2 separate regions of the Homo sapiens genome follow, and region 2 is linked to region 1. Evidence: chromatin loops called from intact Hi-C (ENCODE). Cell type or tissue: spleen. All regions are shown on one strand. Each heading gives the region's core, and the rest is flanking DNA. Links, peaks and the distances in the headings are about the cores only.

Region 1 (5,384 bases), core at 82-5,081:
TTTCCCAACATGAAAGGAACAGCCTTTTATCTTCTCAGGAATAGCTACATATTCTGGATAAAATTTTGCACTGTGTCCAAGCGCAGTGGTTCACACCTGTAATTCCAGCACTTTGGGAGGCCGAGGAGGGCAGATCACCTGAGGTCAGGAGTTCAAGACCAGCCTGACCAAAATGGCGAAACCCCCCTCTCTACTAAAAATACAAAAATTAGCTGGGCGTGGTGGTGGGCACCTGTAATCCCAGCTACTCGGGAGGCTGAGGCAGGAGAATCACTTGAACCCGGGAGGTGGAGGTTGCAGTGAGCCAAGATCATGCCACTGCACTCTAGCCTGGGTGACAGAGCAAGACTCCGTCTCAAAAAAAAAAAAAATTTTTTTTTTACATTTTATTCCCTGCCTGCAGAGCTTCTACTAATACCACTGTTATGAAGTTACAGAATGCCTTATCTGTTGCCTTAGTATTCCATATAATATCGTCCATGATCATGGGCATATATTATGGTAAAAGAAGTCTCATATTCTCAAAATTCAGTATATACCTAGATCTTACAGAGCAGCTGGCTTGATAGAACAGTGAATTGGCCTGCCTAAGGCTTAATTATAGTGTGAGCAGGGATACCCTGCAAGGTTGGGATGTTGTCCTACAGGAAGGGGAAGATACCTTAAACCAGCAGTCAATATTTGCACATAACAAGAATGCATGGAGGCCAGGCGCGGTGGCTCATGTCTATAATCTCAGCACTTTGTGAGGCCGAGGTGAGCAGATCACTTGAGGTCAGGTGTTCAAGACCAGCCTGGCCAATATGGCGAAACCCTGTCTCTACTAAAAATTACAAAAATTAGCCAGGTGTGGTGGTGTGTGCCTATAGTCCCAGCTACTCAGGAGGCTCAGGAGGGAGAATTGCTTGAACCCAGTAGGTGGAGGTTGCAGTGAGCCAAGATCACGCCACAGCACTCCAGCCTGGGCAACAGAATGAGACCCTGCCTCAAAAAAAAAAAAGAATGCATGGATGCATGGGACTAAACATGGTGGCTCATGCCTGTAATCCCAGCACTCTGGGAAGGTGAGGCAGCGGGGTCTCTTGAAGCCAGGAGTTCAAGGCTACCCTGGGCAACATAGACCCAGACTCTAAAAATAAAATATTAGCAGTGCACAGTAGCATGTTCCTGTAGTCCCAACTACTTAGGAGACTGAAGTGGAAGGACTGCTTGAGCCCCGGTGTTTGAGGCTGCAGTGAGCTATGATCATGCCACTGCACTCCAGACTGGTTGACAGAGTAAGACGATGTTTCTAAAAATTAAAAAAAAAAAAAAAAAAAGGAACACACGAGTGTGAGAACCCAGGTAGAATGTTTCTGCTATCCTCACTGGTCTCCCAGGTGTTTCTCTAGCACGCTAGACATGTTCCTGCCTCCGTTCCCTCTACCTGAAATACTTTCCTCCCAGATGATATCTTCATTCCCTCTCAGTCTTTCTTCAAATATTTGCTCAAATGTCAACCTCTTAACAAGGCCTACCCCAACCACTCTGTTTAAAATTGCAAAACCTTTCTTTGCCTTCCTGATTACTTCTTACTATGCATCTGTCTGTAACCCTTCTCACCGTCTAACATACATTATTTATTTGTTTATTGTTTATTATTTGTCCTCCTCCGTCTAGAAAGTGAGCTTCATAACAGCAGGTATTTCTATTTCATTCACTGTTCTATCCCTAGTGACTAACGCAGTGCTGGAAACATAGTAGGAACTCAGTAAACATTTCTCTTGTTTTTTAATTAATTTTTTATTTCCCTAAGATTTGGGGAACAGGTGGTATTTGGTTACATGAGTAAGTACTTTGGTGGTGATTTGTGAAGTTTTGGTGTACCCATCACCGAAGCAGTACACACTGAACCCAATTTGCAATCTTTTATCCCTCACCCCCTTCCCACCCTTTCCCCTGAGTCCCCAAAGTCCACTGTTAAGCCTTTGCATACTGATAGCTTAGCCCCTACTTATGAGTGAGAACGTACGCACATGCAATGTTCAGTTTTCCATTCCTGAGTTACTTAGAATAATAGTCTCCAATCCCAATAAACATTTCTTGATTGACTTGAATGACTATCATGAAAGTTCTCAGAGAAGAGTAGACAATATCTCTAGTCTATTATCTTTACCTACATCATTGGTTGGTTGGTAAACTTTTTCTGTAAAAGGCCAGATAGTGAATATTTTAGGCTTGTGGGCCATGCAGTCTTTTTCCAATCACTCTATATTGGCATTGTAGCACCAAAGCAGCCATTGACGGTAGGTAAATGAACAGGCGATACATAGAAAGGAAATACGGGAACTGCTGAGGTCCTGGGAATTGGGAACCTAAGCAGGGAGTTGATGTGAAAAGGGAAATATTTTACACAGAGGTGCTTGTACACTTTTCTTCATGACTTCTCACTCCACTATCACGGCTAATACTGCTTTGAAGTTAAATGTTCAGTTTGATTTTTACTTTTGAGTATTGTACATTTAAAATTCCCACAAAGTACATTTACTAACACAACCTCCAGGTGGAGCCCTTTCTTTTTTCTCAGTACACTGTTCCGCAAGTATTCACTGAATAGCTACCATGTGACAAAAACGAAGTGTTAGGATACAGCTTTGAATAAAGCAAAGATCTTATGCTCGAAAAGCTTATATTCCAATGGAGAAGACAGATGATAGCACGTATAAAAAAGGTAATTTCAGACAGTGATATGTTCTACAAGGAAATTACATAGAGCAATAGGAGAGGCTTCCCTGAGGACATGCTATTTCAGCAGAAAAGTGAAGAATAAGTAGGAGGCAGACATGCAAATACCTGAGGGTAGAGTTGTTTTATTTTCTTCTACTGTGGTAAAATATTCATAATATAAAAATGTACCATTCAAATTTTTTTTTTTTTTTTTTTTTTTGAGACCGAGTCTTGCTCTGTCACCCAGGCTGGAGTGCAATGGCGCGATCTCCGCTCACTGCAAGCTCCGCCTCCCAGGTTCACGCCATTCTCCTGTCTCAGCCTCCCCAGCAGCTGGGACTACAGGCGCACAGTGCCACGCCTGGCTATTTTTTTTTTTTTTTGTATTTTTAGTAGAGATGGGGTTTCACCATGTTAGCCAGGATGGTCTCGATCTCCTGACCTCGTGATCCACCCGCCTCGGCCTCCCAAAGTGCTGGGATTACAGGCTCAAATAGTTTTTAAGTGTACTGTTTTATGGCATTAAGTATATTCATTGCTGTGCAACCATCACTACCATCCATCTCTAGAACTTCTTTCATCTTCCAAACTGAAACTTCTTGCCCATTAAACAACTCTTCACTCCACCCTGTCCTCAGTGGCAACCATTCTACTTTCTGTCTCTATGAATTTGACTACCCTCACTACCTAATATAAGTGGAATCATGTAGTATTTGTCCTTATTTCTCTTAGCATAATGTCTTCAAGGTTCATTCATGCTGCAGTCAGAATTTTCATCCCTTTTGAGGCTGCATAATCCTCCATTCTCTGTGTATACCACATTTTGTTTATTCATTCAACAGTTGATGAACATTAGGGTTGCTTCCACTTTTGGCTGTTGTAAATAATGCTGCTGTGTATAAACATCTGTCTGAGCCTCTGCTTTCAGTTCTTTTGGGTATATATCTAGAAGTGGAATTGTGGGATTGTATGGTAATTCTATGGTTAGTTTTTTGAGGAAGCACCATACTGTTCTCCACAGTAGCTACACCATTTTACATTCCACCAACAGTGCACAAGAGTTCCAATCTCTCCACATTCTTGCCAACAATTGTTATTTTCAATTTGTGTGTGTATTTCTTTCTTTTTCTAAAATATCTAAAATGTGTTTATTGGGGTGGCTTCCCATTTATCTTGATTCAAAGTGCTTTTACTGCTGCTTCCTCCTGAAGGAGCATCCTTCTGTCAGCCTTGCTTTGCCTCCTGTAGACTGACAGAGAACGGTAGACCAGTGATATGGTTTGGCTATGTCCCTACCCAAATCTCATCTTGAATTGTAGTTTCCATAATCCCCATGTGTCATGGGAAGGACCTGGTGGGAGGTAATTGAATCATGCGGGTGGTTACCCTCATGCTGTTCTTGTGATGGTAAGTTCTCATGAGATCTGATGGTTTTATAAGGCACTTTCCCACCCCTCTTTGCTCAGCACTTCTCCTTCCTGATACCATGTGAAGAAGGACATGTTTGCTTCCCCTTCTGCCATGATTGTAAGCTTCCTGAGGCTTCTCCAGCCCTGTAGAACTGTGAGTCCATTAAACCTCTTCCGTTTATAAATTACCCAGTCTCTGGCTGGGTACAGTGGCTCAAGCCTGTAATCCAAGCACTTTGGGAGGCCAAGGTGGGCGGATCACTTGAGGTCAGGAGTTCAAGATCAGATTGGCCAACATGGTGAAACTCCATCTCTACTAATAATACAAAAATTAGACAGGTGTGTTAGTGTGGACCTGTAATCCCAGCTACTAGGGAGGCTGAGGTACAAGAATCGCTTGAACCTGGGAGGCAGAGGTTGTAGTGAGCTGAGATCATGCCACTGCACTCCGGCCTAGGCAAGAATGAAACTGTGTCTCAAAATAAATACATAAATAAAATAAAAATAAACTACTCAGTCTCGGGTATTTTTTCATAGCAGCATGAGAACGGACTAATACAGTAAATTGGTACCGCAGAGAGTGGGTTGCTGCTATAAGGATACCCAAAAATGTAGAAACGACTTTGGAACTGGGTAACAGGCAGAGACTGGAACAGTTTGGAGGGCTCAGAAGAAGACAGGAAAATGTGGGAAAGTTTGGAATTTCCTAGAGATTTGGACGGCTTAGAAGACAGGAGGATGTGGGAAAGTTTGGAACTTCCTGGAGACTTTTTAAATGGTTTTGACCAAAATGCTGATGGTGATATGGACAATAAAGTGCAGGCTGAGGTGGTCTCAGATGGAGATGAGGAACTTCTTGGGAACTGGAGTAAAGGTCACTCTTGCTATGCAACAAGACTGGTGGCATTTTGTCCCTGCCCTAGAGATCTGTGGAACTTTGAACTTGAGAGGGATGATTTAGGGTATCTGGTGGAAGAAATTTTTAAGCAGCAAAGCATTCAAGAGGAAGCAGAGCATAAAAGTTTGGAAAACTTGCAGCCTGATGATGCAATAGAAAAGAAAACCCTTATTCTGGGGAGAAATTCAAGCACACTGAAGAAATTTGCATAAGTAACAAGGAGCTGAATGTTAATCACCAAGACAATGGAGAAAATGTCTCTAGGACATGTCGGAGACCTTCACAGCAGCCCAACCCATCACAGTCCCTGAAGACTAGGAGGGAAAAGTGGTTTCCTGGGCTAGGTCCAGGGCCCTCTTGCTATGTGCAAC
Region 2 (5,384 bases), core at 104-5,103, 150 kb after region 1:
CACTCTCTCATCCCCTTTCTAATGTCCTCCTCACCTCACATTGAGTCAGGGCTGTTTAGTGGAAAGAGGGTTTGATTCTGGGATCCCCTACTTCCTTACTAGTTATCTTGAGCAAATCACTTGAGTTTTCTGAGGCTTAAGTTGTTCATATCTGTACCTGGGTAGATAATACATGGATAATATGTACCTTATAGGGAGGTTGCTCAAATTGGACGATGTATTGTGAAAGAGACAGATGTGGTAGGCAGTTGGGGCATTTCATTTTATTTTCCTTTTCTCATTCTCTTCCCTTCCGTAAATCACTGTTAGGGGAAAATTAGTAAAAAAAGAAAAATAGGCTACTGGAATAAAATATTAGGTATAAATAATTTTCAAAGTTTGATTTTAGAGGTATGATGACAGTGAATTTCTATTGATTTTCTGTTTTTTCATGTGAGTATTCTTTGATAAAGGGACACTATTCTACTTACTCATCTGCAAGCTCAGGACAAATTACTCTCAGCTCTGTAAGCCCTCTCATGCTACTACTCTGTGGTTATGAGGACACACGAGGGAAATAGCTGGAAAGATTTTGTAAAGTCTAAAGTAAATGCTAATGAATAGTAATTATTATATTTTGTTTGCTCCTTGTTATACCTATAGTGGATATTCAGTAAAGATTTTTTATATTTTTTATTTTTTAAACTTTATTATTATTATTTGAGACAGAGTTTCACTCTGTTGCCCAGGCTGGTGTGCAGTGGCACCATCTCGACTCAATGCAACCTCTGCCTCCTAGGTTCAAGCAATTCTCCTGCCTCAGCCTCCCGAGTAGCTGGGATTACAGGTGTGCACCATTATGCCCAGGTAATTTGTGTATTTTTAGTGGACACGAGGTTTCACCATATTGGTCAGGCTGGCCTTGATGTCCTGGCCCCAAGTGATCCACCTACTTCAGCCTCCTGAAGTGTTAGGATTACAGGCATGAGCCACTGCATCTGGCCAAGATTTTTTTTTTTAACTATTGACTGAAGATAGAATAATATGGCAATATAATATGAAACTAGTATTAAATTGGCAGGAGGGATGTGCATTAGTCTGTTCTCATGCTGCTAATAAAGACATACCCAAGACTGGGTAATTTATAAAGGAAAGGTTTAATGGACTCACAGTTCCACATGGCTGGGGAAGCCTCACAATCATGGTGGACGGCAAAGGAGGAGCAAAGTCATGTCTTACATAAATGGCAGCAGGGAAGAGAGAGAGAATGTGCAGGGAAACTCCCCTTTATAAAACCATCAGATCTTATGAGACTTATTCACTATCATGAGAACAACACAGGAAAGACCCACTCCAATGATTCAATTACCTCCCACCCGGTCCCTTCCATAACACGTGGGAATTATGGGAGCTACAATTTGAGATGTGGGTGGCGACACAGCCAAACCATATCAGAATGTGTACAAAAGACATTATTTGTTATAGAGCCTAGAAAAAGGAGCAATTCACGTGGTGGAATCTAAGAAAGGCTCCCACAAGGGTGGGTGTGATGGCTCACACCTGTAATCCCAGCACTTTGGGAGGCTGAGGCTGGACAATTACTTGAGGCCAAGAGCTCTAGACCAGCCTGGGCAACATAGTGAGACCCTGTCTCTACAAAAAATTTAAAAATTGGTCGGGCATGGTGACACAGACCTGTAGTCCCAGCTACTTGGGAGGCTTGGGATGGGAGGATCACCTGCACCCAGGAGATCGAGGCTGCAGTGACCATGATTGCACCACTGCACTCCAGCCTGGGGAACACAGTAAGACCCTGTCTCAGAAAGAAAAAAAAAAAAAGAAAGAAAGAAAAAAAAGGCTTCACAGAGATGAGACATTTAAGACATGTTTTTTCATAAAAAGAAATGAGGAAAAGGAAATTCCACAGAGAAACCACAGAATGAATAGAGGCATCGATTTAGGAAAAAGCAAGCACGAAAAGGCAAGTAGTTCATTTTGACAGTAGTCCCTGTGTATGTGTGGTGGGGTGGGGGGGATATATATAACTATAACTATCAGTGAGATAAATATAGAAAGGTTGGTTACAAGTGGATAATAGAAGGCCTTTAATTATATGCAAAGGATTTTGTTTTCTTTGTTTTTCTGTAGGCAAAAGGCCTACAACCATTAAGAAAAATAAGTGGTGTGATCAGACCTGTGTTTTCCACAGGCAACACTCAGGAGAATAAGAAGGATCTATTTGTGATGCCAGTTGTTAGATATAGAGACATTTGAGATGTTGTTGCCAAAGACCTCAACTCTGGTAGGAGTGATGGAGACAGAAAGAAGTAGATAGAAAATGGGATATTGATGATATCAGCCAATCAGCAATTAATCCATTAGGGGAGGGTTTTCCTTTTTTGTTTTTTGAAGCAGGGTCTTGCTCTGTCACCCAGGCTAGAGTAAAGCAGAGTGAACACAGCTCACTACAGCCTTGACCTCCTGGGCTCAAGTGATCTTCCTGCTTCAGCCTCCCGTGTAGCTGAGACCATAGGTGTGTGCCACCACGCCAGGCTAACTTTTCGATTTTTTGTATAGACAGGGTCTTGCCTTGTTGCCCAAGCTGGTCTTGAACTCCTGGGCTCCAGCTATCCTCCCCTTTGACTTCCCAAATTTTTGGGATTACTGGTGTGAGCCACCGCCCCTGGCCTGAGAGTTTTGCAGTGGCAAGAAAATGTAAGATGAATTGGAGGTTTTTAGCTGGAATGGTTTTAAGGAAGTGCCACTAGGGGGCATGAAAGGAAAGATCAGGGAATAAAGAGTGTTCTAAGACTTTAGTAAAAATTAAACAGGCTTTCTAGTCAAATGGATCAGTGTTAATATCCTACCATTTAGGCCAGTGCAGTGGCTAACACTTGTAATCCCAACACTTTGGGAGGCTGAGGCAGGTGGATCACTTGAGGTCAGGAGTTCAAGACCAGCCTGGCCAACATGGTGAAACCCTGTCTCTACTAAAAATACGAAAATTAGCTGGGCGTCGTGGCACCTGCCTGTAATTCCAGCTACTTGGGAGGCTGAGGCAGAAGAATCGCTTGAACCTGGGAGGCAGAAGTTGCAGTGAGCTGAGATCACACCACTGCACTCCAGCCTGGGTGAGTGATAGAGTGAGACTCCATCTAAAAAAAAAAAACAAACCCTGCCATTTATACACATCGTGTAACTTCAAGCAAGTTACCTAAACTCTCTGAGCCTTAATTCCTTACCCTCAAAAATGAGAATAATAATAATAATACTTATTTTGCATGATTGATATAGAAAGTCGTGTTGCTTAACTCCTTAGCATCTGTCTCAGCTTTCTTCCAGCAACATGCCTTTCATCTGGGATCTGCTTACTCCGCTCAGAAAGTGCATGGATGAGATTCCATCCTGATCCACAAGGTAGACTGACTACCCCATTGGCTTCCACAGTGATTGCCTCAGGGGTAGACATATGACCCAAATCGGGTGAAGACTTTTGTTTTGAGCAGATTTTTTCTGTACACAGGCTGTGAAGCTGAGAGCTGGATATATATAAAGTTTAGAGCTGCTGTAACCCTCTTGCAATCTCAGAGGAGCTCCTGGAATTGCAAGATAGACTGCATGGAGCCTGAAGATGAAGCCCTCATAGCAAGAGGCGGAGTGAAGAGACAGAGAAATGGAGTCATTAAGGACATTGGTTAAGTCCTTGTTTTCAGTAGTGCCTGTAATCAGCCATTCTGGTGGATTTTTCAGTTACTTGACTTTAATAATAAACAGTTGCGCTGTAATCATAAATACCTCCTAAATGCTCACGTGCTTACAACAACAAAAATTATCTCTTGCTGATGCTACATGGGCTACCTGCAGCGCTGCTTTATTGTTGTTTTTAATCTGGGACTCAGTAAAATAGAGCAGTCTCTCTCTAGAAAATCACCTGTTGTAACGGAGGAAAAGAAAAGTAGGAAAAGAAGTGCTCGCTCTAAACTATCTGCCTGAAGTTGCTTGCTTCCCACTTGCATATAATTGGCCAGAACAAATCACATGGTCAAGATTGATGTCACAGGGTGGAGAGGGGCAGCAAAGTTTTTTGAAAAATAATAATGCAATCTACAAGTAAATTTCCCTTTTGCTTAAGTGAGCTTGGGCTATATTTTCTGTCACGTGCAACCGAAAGAATCTTTTTTTTTTTTTTTTGAGACAGAGTCTCACTCTGTCACCCAGGTTGTAGAGCAATGACGCCATCTCAGCTGACTGCAACCTCCGCCTCCCAGGTTCAAGTGATTCTCATACCTCAGCCTCGCAAGTCGAGTAGCTGGGATTACAGGCGCCCTCCAACGCACCTGGTTAATTTTTGTATTTTAGTAGAGACGGGGTTTTGCCATATTGGCCAGGCTGGAGAATCTTAACTAAGGAAAGGTGATGAAAGAATTAGATATTTTATATAAAATCATCAACACATGGTAAGTACTCAAAATATCGGACCTTCTGTTTCCAAGTGCATGAACACAGATTAAGTGAAAATTATCTTTCTTAAAAAAAAAGATGTGCTCAATTTCTTTAATATACATTTTATTCACTTATCTCACTAACATTTATTCAGTTTTTTTTTTTAAATTTGGCAGACACTGTGCTAGGTGCTGGGAATACAAAATGAGTACAATGCGCTTACATTTTAGTTATTCAGTAGATTTTCTTTTAAGAAATAACAATATGAGGTTTCAGTGTCTTATATTGATAATATCAAACTCTTACAGTCTGAGCATATGAAACATTCTCCAAGGTCAGCCATATCTTAGGCCACAAAACAAGACTCAACAAATTTTAAAAAGTAAAAATTATATTGTGTCTTTTGTGATCATAGTGGAATAAAACTAGAAATCAATAACAAGAACCTCAGAAACTACACAAACACATGGCAACACAAACAACATGCTCCTGTATGACCAATGGGTCAATGAAGAAATTAAGAAGGAAATTAAAAAATTTCTTAAAACAAACGAAAATGGAAATACAACATACCAAAATCTATGTGATATGGCAAAAGCAGTACTAAGAGAGAGGTTTATACCAAAAAACTAAAAAGACATCAAATAAACAAGCTAAAAAATGTACCCCAAGAGACCAGAAAAACAAGAACAAACCAAACCCAACATTAGTAGCAGAAAAGAAACAATAAATATCAGAGCAGAAATAAAATCAGAGCAGAAATAAACGAAATTGAGACTAAAAAAATTACAGAAGATCAACAAAACAAAAAGTTTTCTCGAAAAGATAAAATTGACAAAACTTTAGCTAGACTAAGAAAAAAAGGGAGAGGACCCAAATAAATAAAATCAGAAATGAAAAAGGAAACATAACAGCTAAGACCACAGAAATACAAAGAATCATTAGAGACTATTATGAAAAAC

Evidence for each region. A loop is a pair of places that touch in the nucleus more often than their neighbours do. Peaks named below come from ENCODE experiments on the same cell type or tissue, not always from the same donor. Only the 100,000 strongest peaks of a DNase experiment are listed, where the experiment ranks them.
Region 2: it touches region 1 in a loop (2.9-fold over the local background); 65 of 110 quality-filtered maps call a loop at or near these places.

What each region holds. Positions count from the first base shown.
Region 1 is chr4:88,216,674-88,222,057 of GRCh38, forward strand. It overlaps a transcript of ABCG2 not described here. Among named protein-coding and RNA genes, the nearest start is that of ABCG2, 61 kb to the left of the region's middle. In spleen, for the core only: a CTCF peak has its summit at 2,513 (motif pointing right); no DNase peak of the experiment used is centred there.
Region 2 is chr4:88,366,684-88,372,067 of GRCh38, forward strand. No RefSeq gene overlaps it. Among named protein-coding and RNA genes, the nearest start is that of HERC6, 9.5 kb to the right of the region's middle. In spleen, for the core only: a CTCF peak has its summit at 2,738 (motif pointing right); no DNase peak of the experiment used is centred there.